Regions from separate parts of the Homo sapiens genome. Here region 1 is linked to region 2. Evidence: read pairs that join two places in POLR2A ChIA-PET (ENCODE). Cell type or tissue: PC-9. All regions are shown on one strand. Links, peaks and the distances in the headings refer to the core of each region. The heading gives the core; the rest is flanking DNA. Region 1 overlaps GNAQ (G protein subunit alpha q). Region 2 overlaps GNAQ (G protein subunit alpha q).

Region 1 (8,347 bases), core at 334-8,333, 95 kb before region 2:
TAAAAGTTAGTGAACAAAAGTTCACTAACTTTTGTTGTTGTTGATAATAGTAATTTCTGAACTAAAATAATGGGTTTGAATGACTGATGTGGGGGAGCAGGGAGTGGGGCAGGGGAAGTCCCAGTGCCTTCCAGCCTCACATTGTGGCCCCTGGCCATCTTGGCACTTAGCAGCTGCTCAGATCCTGAGTGGCCTCCCTTCACTCAAACATACGTTTTTTTGGTGTTTCAATTTGTAGACTATAAACCAGGAGCATAAGAAGGAGACAGTCTTAATGAGAATCTCAGGGGACACCCCCACCCGAAGTTTTGCCCAGGTCCTGCTTTGGAGGCTCATCAGCCCATGGCAGGAGCCCAGTGCTGAAGGGCAAGCCGGCTGAGGGCAGGCCAGGGAGAAGCTGCATCCTATGAAAGCAGAGACCATTCCAGCATTGTGCTGCCCCTGGTGGCTTCACTGTGAGATTAAATTGAATTTGCCTTTCGAAGTTGGCCACCTCTCACTTTTTTTTCTGTAGACAGTCCTTGCTGGTTACAAAAAGCCCTGGCTCCCTCATTGTGCTCTCAGCAAAGATTTAATAGCTGTGCTCTGCTGCAGTAAGGATTCATGTTACTAAGACTTCATTATTATTACAAAACATTCAATAGAGCTTCATCATAAATAATTTTAAAATCCCTGACAAAGAAAATAAGCTGAGCACATTCTGTGATCCAGCAAACTGATTTTCCCCGGCATCATAGTCGTCTGTTAGCCTACTAATTCCCCAAACTCCATAATTAACAGTGGGCAGCTCTGTTCTGCAGAGAATTACCCCGGTTTGGCACGGGTGCCTCCTTTGTAATGGGGCAAAGGGGCGGGTTGGCAGAGTTCCTACCAGTCTCTCAAATGGGACTTAAGTGTGTTTCCCTTTATAATTAAGTATCATTGTAATAACAGACATGCTTAGTCCTTAGTAGTGTAGATAACTTCTGGAGGACAAAACACAGCTGCCCATGCAATGTGTCATATGTTGTCATTTTCCTCTTTTATGACAAATAGTGAAGGAACAGAAATAAGTATTTGAAGCTAGAAGGTGTCAGCCAGATCCACTATGTTCTGAAGTGCATAGTAAATAATTAGGGTCATGAAATGAATGAAAATGGTTTGTAAAATTGAGCTAGTGCCTTCATTGAGCTAATGGCATGATAAAAGGGGAAGTTGAGGAGGAGCTGTTCTGTATTAAAATCTAGAAGAGACAAAATGTTGTTAGTGCATGTCCTTTGTTTGTATCCTGATTGGAACAAAGAAATGAGAAAAAAGAAAAGAAATATAATTTTTAGGTAACTGGTGAAATGTGAATATGGACCAGGCTTGATACCAAGAAATTATTCTTTCTTTTGTTAGGCATGACAGTTGGCATTGTCGTTGTATAAAAAAAGTTTTTATTTTATTGCTGCATATTAAAGCAGGTAGGGATGAGTGACAGCTTTAGGACAGATAGGACTTCCTCTGAAATACTTCAGTAAAACAGTTTTAAAACGTAGAATAAATGAAGCAAATAGTATAGTATGGTAAAATCTTGGTGATTTTTGAAAGGTTTATGGGAGTTTATTTTATAATTCTCCAAACTTTTATGTATGTTTGAAATTATTCCTGGTGAGTGTTTTAAAGTAACTGAGTTCTAGAAGGAAATAGCTACTGAAGTTTATTAAGTAATTCACAAGTGTTCCAATTTAGCTTCTTTTGTTGTAAATTTCTACTTTTAAAAATGGGGATCATGTATTAACTAGGTAAGTGCTAATAAACTGCCCCCTGCCCCCAGATTTGTAAATAAAATCTGTGATCAGGCTTCTATCCAGCATGTCTTCTACCACTTTGTAACTAAATGCAAAATTTTAGGTATTTTCTAATTTAGGAATTGTATGAGTCCATTTTCATGCTGCTGGTAAAGACATACCCGAGACTGGGCAATTTACAAAAGAAAGAGCTTTTATTGGACTCAGTTCCACGTGACTGGGGAGGCCTCACAATCGTGGCGGAAGGCAAGGAGAAGCAAATCATATCTTACGTGGATGGCAGCAGACAGAGAGAGCTTGTGCAGGGCAACTCCTGTTTTTTAAAATGGTCAGATCTCATGAGACCCATTCACCATTATGCGAACAGCACCGGAAAGATCCATCCTCATAATTCAGTCATCTCCCACCAGGTCCCTCCTGCAACACATGGGAATTATGGGATCTACAAGATGAGATTTGAGTGGGGACACCGAGCCAAACTGTATCAGGAATTTTCTGTTTGCCATTTTCCAGTCCGTTTCTTGTCATCTCTCACAAGGAGGAACAGAGGGTATCAAGAGCTGTAATCCAACTTCAAGGCCATGTTGGATTCTTCTGAGGGCCTCAAACCCTGCAGACCAAGAGAAGGTTCTCTCTAGAGTGTCTCCACCTCCCTCCTCAGCTCTGAGGCTTCCTCTAACCATCTGTGTAACTAGCAGCAGGATAGTACAGTGCCTAACACTGCAGTCAGATTCCCCTCACCAAGACTGGATCTGAGCACCACCACTTACTAGCTGTGATCTTGGGCAGATCAGTTACATTCTGTGTGCTTGATATTCTCCTCTGTTAAAGGGGAATGATGAAAATAAATAGCTAAGTCACAGGGTGGGTATTAAATGAACTAACACATGTGAAGCAATGACCAGAGTGCCTTGCACAGAGTCGATGTTTGCTGCCATTCTGTTTTTTTTTTTTTTTTGAGATGGAGTCTCGCTCTGTCACCCAGGCTGGAGTGCAGTGGTGTGATCTTGGCTCACTGCAAGCTCCACCTCCCGGGTTCATGCCATTCTCCTGCCTCATCCTCCCAAGCAGCTGGGACTACAGGCGCCTGCCACCACGCCCAACTAATTTTTTTTTTTTTTGTATTTTTAGTAGAGACAGGGGTTTCACCATGTTAGCCAAGATGGTCTCAATCTCCTGACCTCGTGATCTGCCTGCCTTGGCCTCCCAAAGTGCTGGGATTACAGGCGTGAGTGCCCGGCCACTGCCATTCTTTTTTTAGTTGATTGTTATTTTATTTAAGAGAAAATATTATATTGAGGTATAATTAGCATTCTTCTTAAGTTTATTATATAAATAAACACTTCTGGAAAATAATGCTCTTGATCAATGAAAACAATAATATTTATTCTCACCATTTTATCACAAGCAAATCCCTTAAAAAACATTCCATTAAAGGCTGGGGCAGTGGCTCACGCTTGTAATCCCAGCACTTTGGGAGGCTGAGGCAGATGGATCACAAGGTCAAGGGATCTAGACCTTCCTGGTCAACATGGTGAAACCTTGTCTCTACTAAAAATACAAAAATTAGCTGGGCATGGTGACGTGCACCTGTAGTCCCAGCTACTCGGGAGGCTGAGGCAGGAGAATTGCTTGAACCTGGGAGGCAGAGGTTGCAGTGAGCCTAGATCACAGCACTGCATTCCAGCCTGGTGACATAGTGAGACTGTCTCCAAAAAATATATATATATTTTTTCTATTAAATATATATATAAAATATATATTTTTTTTCTATTAAATATATATATAATATATATATTTTCTATTAAATATATATAATATATATTTTCTATTAAATATATATTATATATATTCTATTAAAACAGTGTATTATTAGCAATACTGCTTCTTTTATGACTTAAATGAAACATTTAAAATTTAGTTATATTTTAAGAATACTGTAATACCCTTATCTATGTAGTACAGATAACAGAGAAATAACATGAAAGACATGGCATTCTGGAAAGAAGAGTTTACAAACCAGACATCTCGATTGGAATGCTAGCTTTGTTACTTATTTGCCATGTGAGATAATTTCTCTAGGACACATTTTCCTCACCTCTAAAATGGGGGACACTAGAAGAGCCCTGAAGTCCTCAAGCAGTGCCTGGTATGCCGGAGCCATTCTGAAATCATCTCAGAGAAAATGTATTTCGAGAGTTTAGCATGGTGTCCGCAGGTGAGAGTGGGGAGGAAGAAGGTGTCAGACAAGACTGGGGCCCCTGCAGGGAGAGCAGACTTCACCTCTAATGGATGCTGAGGCTGTACCCTCTAATGGCTTAGTTGCAAGGACCTGATTTCCTTGAATTCTTCTTCAGGTGCCAAATAGACAAGAATCCATAAATTTACTTAAAGCTTGTACTATAAGTACTTGTATGACCTACTAGTTCATCTGTTTTCCTTACAACCCAGCTTTTCCTCATTGTTACCAGAAAGGGATCCCCATCCAGACGCCAAGAGAGGGTTCTTGGAGCTCGAGCAAGAAATAATTCAGAGTGAGTCCATAGAGTAAAGTGAAAGCAAATTTATTAAGAAAGTAAAGGTGTAAAGAATGGCTACTCCATAGGCAGAACAGCAGCATGGGCTGCTCAACTGAGTATGCTTATAGTTATTTCTTGATTCTGTGCTAAACAAGGGGTAGATTATTTATGAGTTTTCCGGGAAAAGGGTGGGCAATTCCCAGAACTGAGGGGTCCTCCCCTTTTCAGACCATATAAGTTAACTTCTGAACATTGCCATGGCATCTGTAAACTGTCATGATGCTGGTGGGAGTGTCTTTTAGCATGCTAATGTGTGATAATTGAGCAATGAGGATGACCAGAGCTCACTTTCACGGACATCTTAGTTTTGGTGGGTTTTGGCTGGCTTCTTTACCACAACCTGCTTTATCAGCAAGGTCTTTATGACCTGTATCTTGTGCTGACCTACTGTCTCATCCTGTGACTTGAAGTGCCTAATCTGGGAATGCAGCCCAGTAGTCTCAGCCTCATTTTACCCAGTGACTTCAAGATGGAGTCGCTCTGGTTTGAAACCCTTTGACATCATGACCCTGTTGAAGCTTTCCAAGCCTAGTAGATTATCCATAAAGTGGGCAGTTTACCCTTAGATAATTAAGTAATGGATGGAACAATAAAACCCTTTGACATTTTGATAGAGTTATCTTACCTACTACATTCAAATATGCATATATTCCACCCATTGTTTCTTAATTTTATTCCTATTCAAGAGGTGAAGGAAAAACTTTGAGGAGCTTCTTGTTTACCAAACATGACAAGGGATTTTCTTTCTTTTCAAAGTATGTATTATTTACTAGTTTCCAAAAGGGATCATTCAGTGTTTTTAATCTCCTCATAGATTCTTATCTGTGCCCTATAAATGAAGCTTTTTTCAAGTGAGAATGAGTAGCATATGTTTGATTTCCACGTCATTTATGCCACAGAATAAAGCCCAGGTCATGTTAATATTCAATAATGCTCTTCAGCTTCTATTTTTAACAAAACATTGCTTATGACTGTTGTTAAAGATCACTCGCAGCACCGAGGATTTCACATCTCTGAATGAACTTTTTATGAAATTCACTCTTGTAAGATAGAACATCATATATATATTCTGAACACTGTCCATGAAAGTGGGCATTGACCTAGAAGAAACCAGTGTGGGTGTGATAGAAACCAGTATTGAACCTATGAGAAATCCAAGACAGTGTCCTTCTTTGTGTTTATTTTGTGTTTGATAATCAGTTGCAGTGGTTGTGGGCAGAGCTGGGAGCCTACTTAATGCATTTACATGGCATAGGGAGTGATAGAAGGTACTTGTGAAAGGGGAAGAGCTGCAGAGGAGTGAGGAGGATGGGTTCCACACTAGGGCTGGAAAGCCCCATGAAGACAAAGCAGGGGAGAGAGGCCCCACTGTGACAGATAACGTTTCAGAAGAGCTCAGTGGACTCAAAATCCATGCACTAGGCTAGATTTAAGAATCCCTAGATGCCATAGAAGGACAACTGAAACTAGAACCTAGTATGTTTTAAAATAATAATATAATTTGCTGCTCAAGACCTATTAGCAAACAAACAAACAAAAAAACAATCTGGGGGGTGCTTTCTGGTTACAGAATCTTGGCTTTTGAAAAAAGGCAGGGTTTGGTGAAATTAGTATTTAAAGGCTTATTTCTCATCTTGTTTCATGCCTGGGGCGATGACCTGGCTTCAAAGCTGTAGTTCAAAGGGGTTTGTCCACAAGGATTAGTTGCTTAGAGTCTAAAATGTGCTTGAAGGGGAAAAAGAAAAAGCTTAGACACTAAAGGAATACATGCTAATGAAATCACACTGGAAGAGTGAACAGCAAGCACTGCACACAGTTGTTTGGTCTGTGTTATTGATATGGAGGCCTTGCTAATGAGAACTAGTACGGCTTTCAAAGCTCTGACCTCACATATCTAATAGGGCAAGCAAAATGGAAAGACAGCGTATACTTGGGGGCAGTGAGTGGGCCTCAAAGAAGTGGCAAAGGCAGGGCCCTCAGGCTGGGGTGTTGAGGAAGTCCTAGATGACAATCGTATAATACATTCATATAAAGACAGAGCAATAGCAACATGTCCTCAGCCTTACAAAAGGAACTTAAACGTGAAATTTTCTTCCAAATTATGTGGTGGCAAGGTCAGTAAATTGCTTTATTTTTAAGATGTAAAATTAAAATAACCATTTCCCGATCTCCTACTTCCTCCCCTCCCCAAAAAACAACCTATTTTAGGTAAAGGAAATAATTCAACAAAAATATACAGAAACTATTTAAACGTGCAGAGAAAAGATAAGAACTGCTGCTACGAAAGAGAGCAAGAGATGGAGAGGAGAACGTGTGATAGGGCTGGCTACTGAGAATAGGCAAGAAAAAGAATAATTTAGATGAGAATATGTATGAGGATATATAAATGGCAAAATGGATACAGTAAAAAAATCAAAATAAGGAAAACTAAAGGTTCTCATTTTTGCTTAAGTGCTGACTTCAGTGCATTTTATATTTGAATATTATGTTAATGAATTAGAAAGTTAAGCCCTGAAACAAGGATACATAAAGTAAGAAACAGATTATGGAAATTTAAAACACTCTCTTGCTATACCATATCTTTTGCATTTCTTCCTTCTCCTACTCCTCCAGGGAGACAGAGTCTCACTAGCTTGCCCATGTTGGTTTAGAACTCCTGGCCTCAAGTGATCCTCCTACTGGGATTGTAGGCATGAGCAACTAAACGTGCCCCACCTATACCATGACTTTTGAGTAAGATACTACCATCTGACGAGTCTCTGGGCAAATGATTGAAAACTAAGTATCCTGATCATGTCTCCTCAATGCATTTTTGATGGAATTTTTGTTACTAGAGCTATGCTGTTGTTTTTTTAGACAGAGTTTCACTCTTGTTGCCCAGCCTGGAGTGCAATGGTGTGATCTCGGCTCACCGCAACCTCCGCCTCCTGGGTTCAAGCGATTCTCCTGCCTCAGCCTCCCAAGTAGCTGGGATTACAGGCATGCGCCACCACGCCCGGCTAATTTTGTATTTTTAGTAGAGACGGGGTTTCTCCATGTTGGTCAGGCTGATCTCGAACTTCCAACCACAGGTGATCCTCCCACCTCGGCCTCCCAAAGTGCTAGGATTACAGGCATGAGCCACTGTGCCCAGCCTTGCAATGCAGTTTTATGACACGTTTCTAATTCTCATATTTCTATGCCCCCTCTATTTTCAGGATGAAATAAGAACATTTAGAAAATGAATGCTACTAAAGCTTTCTTAGGCATAGCTTAAGTAATGCCAGATGGCTTCGATAAATTATTATGAAGTCTTTCAGTCAAACTCTCAAGTTTTTTAGGGGTCTGGAAGAAGTACTGTGGAGGATTCTAGGAGTATGGTATGCCAACCCAAATAACCAATACAAAGATATGTGCGAATCGGCAATTACATTGGGAACAGAATTAAGATACATTATAACTAAGATAAAGTATTTCAAAATTTAAACATTTAAAATAATTTTTAATAAAGAATAAAGTAGAAAACTTACAAACCCATGTCTATTTGAAGGATTAGCTATTATGTGTTTTGTAAGCGAGTAGATAAAAGGAGTAACTAACTTGTAGTTTTACTTGTTTTTAGTATGCATATTATAGAATGTTTGCATGTAAAATTAATACAATTTGACTTTGACAAACATTTCGGATAACTGGAAAGATGGAAGCAAAAGCTTCATTTGGGATGAAATGTCAGTTTATTAAAATTTCTAGGCCATGATAATTTAAGAGTTTGGGAAAAAACCAAAAGAACAGGTATAAAGATAGTTGTGCATTTGGTTAGAAATAAGCGGTGACGTATTTTGACAAAGAGAAGCATACTAATTGAATACAGTGGGCAGGACTCATTAGAGACTGTGATAATAAAGGGAAGAGAAAAAACAAGAAACATTTCTGCCTGGTATCAAGAAGGACTTAACACAGCAAATTGGAAATGAACTTGCAGCATCACTAGGGATCTGGAAGGATCAACATGTGTCC
Region 2 (8,347 bases), core at 22-8,021:
CCATTTTCTAACATGAATAGCTTGTCTCCTAGACACTTAACAAGCCTTATGTAAAACATGGGAGCTTCCTCTCCCTGACATCAGGAGAGAGTCACTACCAGATACTTGTTACACATACATTGCCTTGGAAATGTACCTGTGCCTGGCACCATGGCAACACCCTTGAGAATGACCTCAACAGCCACTCAGAATCATTCCTACAAAACAAATTATGGCTATAATTAACTCTGAATTTACAGTATAAATTTGTTCAGACCTCGGTGTGGTTTTTTTTTTAAAAGGTCGAATGAATGGAATAATTTAACATGAACCTGTCCCTCATATTCCACCAATTTTTTTTTTAGAATAGAAAATGCTTCAATGGAAAGTACAATTCAGTTAAGAGATTATTTTATTACCTTTTCTCAGTATGTGACGAGGACCATCAAATGATGATGTTCTACTCTTACCATGCTAGAACTCCATTTCTAGGGGAACAAAGTTCCCTTTTTCCCTGGCAGATGTGAAATACAGAGTGTGCTGAATCCCTCCTCTGAGTCCTGTGAGCCCAGAGTGAGGGGGGTTGCATGGGATTGGGGGTTATGCGGGCAGCAGCTCTTTGATCCCTTCTTGGCAATGAAAAATGCAGGGTTTTTTTGTTTTTTGTTTTGTTTTTGTTTTTTTGAGACAGAGTCTCACTCTGTTGCCCAGGCTGGAGTGCAGTGGTGCAATGGTGGCTCACTGCAACCTCTACCTGCCAGGTTCAAGCGATTCTCATGCCTAAGCCTCCGATGTAGCTGACATTTCAGGTATGCATCACCACACCCAGTTAATTTTTGTATTTTTAGTAGAGATGGGGTTTCACCATGTTGTCCAGGCTGGTCTCAAACTCCTGGCCTCAAGTGATCTGGGCTTCCCAAAGTGCTAGGATTATAGGTGTGAGCCACTGCGCCCAGCCAAAAATGTCGTTCGTGGTCTATAAATTTTACCTGCTTCACAAATTGTCTGTAACATATCTTCAATCCTGGGTAGCTTCCCAGATTTTACTCTAGGAGCAAATAGTTTGTATGTCTTTTGTTTAGTTGGAGGTTTTGTTGTTTTTCTTTGCCTTGTTTTGGGTTTTTGTTTGGTTTGGTTTTTGGTTCTAGATGATGTATGTTGGAACTAGCAGAGCTAGATACAGTTCCTCTTAGTCTTGTCTTTTGTTAAGCTAGATTAATTTAACTCTTTCACCCCAAGCAAAGTGAGCCTTTCTCTCTATTATTCAACTGAGGCAAAGCAAAAAGAATGGCAAGCAAAAACTGCAGCTTCCTTTTAAGTTAACCAGAAATTTATGAAGCGTCTTTAATGGCCATTTCATTGCTGTGAACTGTGTTGATACCTGGGCAATGAACAGACAGAACAGAGCCTGGCAGGCATCAGGTGCTCAGTGTTATTTGTTGTTATGCTGTTGTTGTCATTCTCTGTGATCTATACTGCCATTGAAAAGATGAAGAGGAAAAAGTATTCTTGCAAGTATGAGTGTCTTGGATATTCATTTCAGTACCCTGAACTTAGGAGTGATACCACTGACAATTTTTTTAGGGTATCCTCTAACCCCTTGTAAGTGGAAAGTTTTCTAGTGGCAGGTATGTGCCTGATTCCATCTTATCCAAGCAATGTGACAGGTAATTTCCCACTTCATGTGCTGGTTCTTTAAATTCTCCTGTGCTAACACTCATCTGTGCTTTACTATGGAGTGGCAATGAGTAATCTGTTAGGTTCATCTCCAGAAAACAGAAAACCACACTTTCCCTTTACCTCAGGAACACCACAGCACCTTCCATTACAAGAATTAACAGCCCTCTGTTCTGACCTCTGTGTACGGCATTAAGCGAGTAGAGATGGTTTATCAGGCAATATATTTCTGAGCAGCCTTGCCAGTGGAAATTTAAAGTTATTTGATTCCTCTGAAATAAGTTTTTGTATACAGTAGTTAAATGGTGAACTTGTGGATTTCGAAATGTACATTCAGGTTTTTCAAATCAAGAAGCTGATAAATTAGAAAACCCCATCCATACAGAGTAGCTATCTGATTTTTGTTGTTGTTGTTTTGAATTACTTGATTTATTTATTTTTTCTTTTTTAAATTTATTTATTATTATACTTTAAGTTTTAGGGTACATGTGCACAATGTGCAGGTTAGTTACATATGTATACATGTGCCATGCTGGTGCGCTGCACCCACTAACTCGTCATCTAGCATTAGGTGTATCTCCCAATGCTATCCCTCCCCCCACAGCAGTCCCCAGAGTGTGATGTTCCCCTTCCTGTGTCCATGTGTTCTCATTGTTGAATTCCCACCTATGAGTGAGAATATGCGGTGTTTGGTTTTTTGTTCTTGCGATAGTTTACTGAGAATGATGATTTCCAATTTCATCCATGTCCCTACAAAGGACATGAACTCATCATTTTTTATGGGTGCATAGTATTCCATGGTGTATATGTGCCACATTTTCTTAATCCAGTCTATCATTGTTGGACATTTGGGTTGGTTCCAAGTCTTCGCTATTGTGAATAATGCCGCAATAAACATACGTGTGCATGTGTCTTTATAGCAGCATGATTTATAGTCCTTTGGGTATATACCCAGTAATGGGATGGCTGGGTCAAATGGTATTTCTAGTTCTAGATCCCTGAGGAATCGCCACACTGACTTCCACAATGGTTGAACTAGTTTACAGTCCCACCAACAGTGTAAAAGTGTTCCTATTTTTTATTTATGATGTGATGAGCTGGTTTATCAGTAGAGTGAAATACAGATCCCTTCCCAGAACATGGGCTCGTCTAACTCTTATCAGAGGACTCCGTGATCATGGCAAGATATTTACTAAAATTCTGGGTCTAGTCCATTTTTACGTTTCCTTTCTGTGTTTCACACCAGTATTCTCCCAGCCTCCCTCTATTTGTCTTCCAGCCAGTTTTATAATAATTGGAGCTATCAGGCTGGTTCCTGTTACTCAACAGAGAGCTGATTGCCAGCTAGAGAATCATCAATGTATCAGGGATAAGGCCCCTGGAATACTAATTAATTGATATGCAATAGGAATTTCTGGGCTGATACTTTTTTTGTCTTAAAGAATTGATAACACACCTCCAAAGAAGCAGTAATTTTATTTCTTTGTTAAAGTCAGACTTAACTCTTTGTTAAACTCAGATTTAATCCTCCTACTTTATGATTCCAGGAATCTTGTAGATTTAACATTTTTTTTACATTCAGTTTCAAATTTAAGGGTATCATTCATACAGAAATACCACTGGTAAGAATGCTATTTAAATAATGCTAAAACTAAATCTCAGCATAGGAAATCCATCAATCCATCCAACACATATTCATTAAGTTCTATTTGTCTGGCATTCTTTTAGGTACTAAGGCAGAAATAAAGATGAGTGTGTCAGAGTCCCTACCCTGGGTAGGTCATGTCCACTGAGTATTTGTTATTGTTCAATTATAACATGCTATGCACAAGGCATTCCTTGTTATGTATCTTAGAACTCACCTCTTGTTTGTGGGTATACAGAGTTGAAGATCTAACCCCTTCCATTTCTATTAAGGGTCCCACCTTTTCTTTAATCTGGCTCATAAGTTAGTTACTTTGTGCATATACTTTGTAGTTGTGTGTTTTGAAGCCATGTCTGTGCCCCATCCTTTCCAGGACAAAGGAGAACACAGTTACTCTTTGAAATCATGAAGATACCACTCAATTCTATCATATTATGTCATTCTCAACATTTCAGATTATTTTTTACACTTTGAGAAAATGAAACATGAATGGAATAAAAGATTCTTGACATGGCAGAATTACATTGATGAAGAACATATGTGTGACTGCCAGGGATAACACAGGTAGTGATAGAACAATTCTGTGTCCTGATTGTGGTGTTATTACACAAATCTCTACATATAAAATCTCATAGAACTAGATACCCCCCCATAATACAGTCAGCCCTCTGTATCTATGGGTTCTGCATTTGTGAACTCAACAACTTATGGATCAAAAATATTCAGAGAAAAATTGTATCTTTACTGAACATGTACAGACTTTTCTTGTCATTATTCCCTACACACTACAGTATAACAGCTATTCACATAGCATTTACATTGTTAAGTAACCTAGGGTTGATTTAAACTATAGGAGAGGACTATGCATACATTATATGCAAATACTGTTCCATTTTATATGGAGGACTTGAGCATCCAGGGATTTTGGTATGTGCAGGAGGTCCTGGATCCAGTCGCTCACAGATACTGAGGGATGACTGTATACATACATACAATATATAGCATATGAGTATATAACAACGGATAAAATTCAGTAAGGTCTGTAGTTTTGTTAATAGTATTTGTGTCAGTGTCATTTCCCTGGTTTTGATCATGTACTATGATTATGTAAGATGTTATTGTTTGGGGAAGCTGGGTAAAGGGTACAGGGAAATGTTCTGTAATATTTTTGCAACTTCTTGTGAGTCTAAAGTTATTTCAAAAGAAAAATTCTTTTAAGGGAAGGGAAAAGTATCAAGTATCATATAACTAGATAAATATAAAGTTAAGGTGTGGTGACTCCAAACATTGGGAATATCTGACCTTAGACACATTATTACTGCAGTAACTAGAAATGTCATGGCTTCACATTAATCATGAATGACTTAGGCTCTGGACAGAATTTAGGACACTGTAGCCTGCTGTCTTCTCTTAGGAGAATAGTGAAATTCATTCCAGGAAGACTCTGATGTTCTGCAAAAAAGAGAAAAAAGAAAAAGAAAAAAAAGGCATTCTGACCTTATGTGCAACTCTCTGTTGTCTTAAACACTATTTGTTTTAAACTCCTGCTTTGACAACCAAACCTACTAAACAAGTAGAGAATAGGAAACTAATTTGAATTTCTTTTTCTCCCACCCCTTGCCTCTGGGGAGTATGAGTTCTAATTGATAATAAGAGAAGAAATGAGAACTATGGTGTGTATGTAATCCATAGATGGATAACCTTCCAGTAATGGAAGGTTGACTTTATCTTTCTTTTCCACAGACTCCTCTACCACTTTCTGATATTTTTCTTTCTCTTCTTTACTTCTCTGTTAGGACTCATTTTTGTCCTTCCCTTTCCGTAGACAGCTTTGGTGTGATGGTGTCACTGACATTCTCATTGTGTCTTCCCTCCTCTAGCTATCTTAATGACTTGGACCGCGTAGCTGACCCTGCCTACCTGCCTACGCAACAAGATGTGCTTAGAGTTCGAGTCCCCACCACAGGGATCATCGAATACCCCTTTGACTTACAAAGTGTCATTTTCAGGTAGTAACTGAGTCCATGAAACCTATTTCCCAGCTTTTATGCCTTGAGTACATTTGGTAAACTCTATAAATACTGGAATCATGTGTAGGCTTCAAAACAAGATAGGCTTTATACCAATTATTATCATTAGTTATACAAATAAAATGACATATCCCTGAGGGAGGAAATAACAGAAAGATGTACTGGAGGCCGGGCGCGGTGGCTCACGCCTGTTATCCCAGCACTTTGGGAGGATAAGGTGGATGGATTACCTGAAGTCAGGAGTTTGAGAACAGCCAGGCCAACATGGTGAAACCCCTTCTTTACTAAAAATACAAAAATTAGCCGGGCATGCTGGCGGGCACCTGTAATCCCAGCTGCTTGGGAGGCTGAGGTGAGAGAATCACTTGAACCCAGGAGGCGAAGGTTGCAATGAGACGAGATTGCGCCACTGCACTCCAGCCTGGGTTACGAAGCGAGACTCCATCTCAAAAAAAAACAAAAGAGAGAGATGTACTTGTACTAGAACATTTGGCATTTCAATTTAAATCACTAAGAAATCAATAAAATCTTAGTTTTGCTTGTGGTTGAGTAAAATCGGTTAGTAAACCATTGGTCTTAACTGTAATTTTTTGGGCAATCATTTTAACTGTAAGGACAATGGATATGTTTTTAGAATTATGTAAGCTATGAATGATCATATGATGCTGTCAATCACAGAAATTAAGTAGTGTCAGAAGTTTTCATGCTGGTGTTTTCCCCACGTCCTCTGGTACCAATGCAAAATTTTTCAGTAGCAAGAAAAATATGTGATGTTTTGTATTCATAAAATATGTTGCTTGAAAAATTTTGAAATACATGATTTTGAAAATGGGTTAATTAACCTAGTCTGTATTTACCTAGCAAAATAGAATGAAAATTTATTACCTCATCTCTCACTGCTGGTGTTCTGTCTGGATAATACTTCAGCAGAAGCATTCTGTTGTTTTGTTTTTAGGATGAGAAAAAATAAACAATACTGATGTACTTTCATTCAATCTCTTATTATGCAATCACTCAGTTGTACTTTTAGTTAGAATACAAACTACATGGTGCTTTGAGAAATGAGAATGTGTCTTGGAGTGTGGAGAGTTGATTTTCTAGGAGCGCCCACCCCATTGAAGATGGATGTGTGCAATATTGGTTATGAAGCAGAAGTTATTATCTCCTGTGTCACTCTGCCAAGTGATTCTGATTAGCAGGCCCACCTTCATTCCTTGCCGTGACACTGTGTTTTCTTCTAATCGGCCTCTGTACCTGAGGTCAAATCTGGCTGCCATACATTGTTCTAATAGATATTGCCACAAAGTAGGTGGCATTTTGAAACTATTTCTGAGCCTCAGTTTTTTAATCTATAAAATGGTTGTATTGCATTAGATGATCCTCAGGGTTCCTTGTAGCTCCAGCATTCTATATTACTTACGTTTTAAGTCTATGGTATTTAGAAATCTTTAATTTGAGACACCCAGATTTCCTTCCTCCATGTTACAAAATATTTTTAGAAAACATAGCATTTCATGGGGATTTTCATCTCCTTATTGCTTCGCAATTAGTGGATTCTGAAACCAGATTACAATTACATGTTGTTTTTTCCACGTTTTGTACACTGGCTTTTGAAGTACATTTTTTGCCACTACAGTAAAAGTAATGACTTAGAAGTATAATTTTCCACCACCATCAGAAGCATCTTTTACGGCCCAGTGTGACAGAGTTTCATGGAATGAGGATTTCACGTAAATTAGTAGCGTATTATTCACACCTTGGCATTAGGGAAGAGCCAGCATTTTAATACTTCCGAAGATCTAAGAATTCTGGCTTTGATGTCCATAGTACGTGGATCTCCCTGAATGCATTGTTTTGCCCCTTAGATCTCTCTCCTGTGCCTTACTAGGCTTACGAGTAGTGACTTAGAAGATCTTAGTTCTTGTTTAGGTTTAATGTCAGGAGGCAGGAAAACACCAGGAGCAACTGCAATTTTAAACAAATGTTTAAAGAGCCCTACTTTCAAATTTTTGTACCTAAACCGCTCATTCTCTGAGACTATTTTTTTCCTGTGAACATTGTATACATTTCATTCAAGATACGGATTCAACAATTTGGAGAAACTTTGACTCAGTGCCAAGCATTGCTAGATATTTTCAGACATACATTGTCACTCAAATTAATTGATGTCAGTGTTGGTTTCTGAGCAGTAATTCAGCACAGAATTGATGTGTTAAAAACAAATGATTGAAATGGTTCACATGATGGCCTCCGTCTTGTACCTTGTAGTATCTTCATTCACTCACACTTTATTTCAAGTAAGTGACCTGACATGACTGGACCTGTGCCAAATTCTTATCAATATTGGGAAGAAAAAAATGCCCAACATGCCGACCCTGCTGATAAAGGATGAGTGGGGTCGTATCTGCATTTAGTGGAAGCATCATACCACCCATATTGAATTGTATAGCATCTCACATATTTTAAGTATACTTGTAGTCATATCTAGCATCCATAAGAAATACATGAGGATCTTTTTTCCGATTTTATAGGAAAAGAAACTGAAGTTCAGTATTTGCCAGTAGGGCTTAACACAAAACTCATTCAGTTTTGGACTCTTCAGCGCTTCATTAAATAAAATACCATTTTGCTTGGCACAGATAAGGATGTTTTTTACAGTGTTACAGTTTTCGTACACACTGGTAACTTTCTTAAAACCATCATGATGTGTTACCCAGAATGTTTTAACTTTGAATATTAGGTAATAAGAAATTAGTAATTATTCAATAAGTATTAATTGAATTGACTTGGATGATCATCGTCATTCAAGAGAATATTTTCCCTAAGTTTGTAAGTAGTGCTATATTTATGTTGACTTTTTAGTTTTACTTTATATGTTATTAATATGAGTATTGTTAACCTTGCAGAATGGTCGATGTAGGGGGCCAAAGGTCAGAGAGAAGAAAATGGATACACTGCTTTGAAAATGTCACCTCTATCATGTTTCTAGTAGCGCTTAGTGAATATGATCAAGTTC

Evidence for each region. Peaks named below come from ENCODE experiments on the same cell type or tissue, not always from the same donor. Only the 100,000 strongest peaks of a DNase experiment are listed, where the experiment ranks them.
Region 1: POLR2A ChIA-PET joins it to region 2 with 13 read pairs; 3 of 35 experiments call an interaction of 5 or more read pairs at or near these places.

The regions. Positions count from the first base shown.
Region 1 is chr9:77,889,581-77,897,927 of GRCh38, reverse strand. The region is part of intron 2 of GNAQ (G protein subunit alpha q); the gene reads left to right. It overlaps LOC107987081 (a long non-coding RNA gene), which reads left to right. Exons shown (of 2, transcript XR_001746758.3): 2 at 1-2,715. Among named protein-coding and RNA genes, the nearest start is that of GNAQ, 140 kb to the left of the region's middle. In PC-9, for the core only: no CTCF peak of the experiment used is centred there; no DNase peak of the experiment used is centred there.
Region 2 is chr9:77,794,483-77,802,829 of GRCh38, reverse strand. GNAQ (G protein subunit alpha q) reads left to right here. Exons shown (of 7, transcript NM_002072.5): 4 at 5,182-5,310; 5 at 8,238-8,347. Among named protein-coding and RNA genes, the nearest start is that of GNA14, 150 kb to the right of the region's middle. In PC-9, for the core only: no CTCF peak of the experiment used is centred there; a DNase peak (open chromatin) is centred at 4,549; H3K27ac peaks cover 1,172 bases.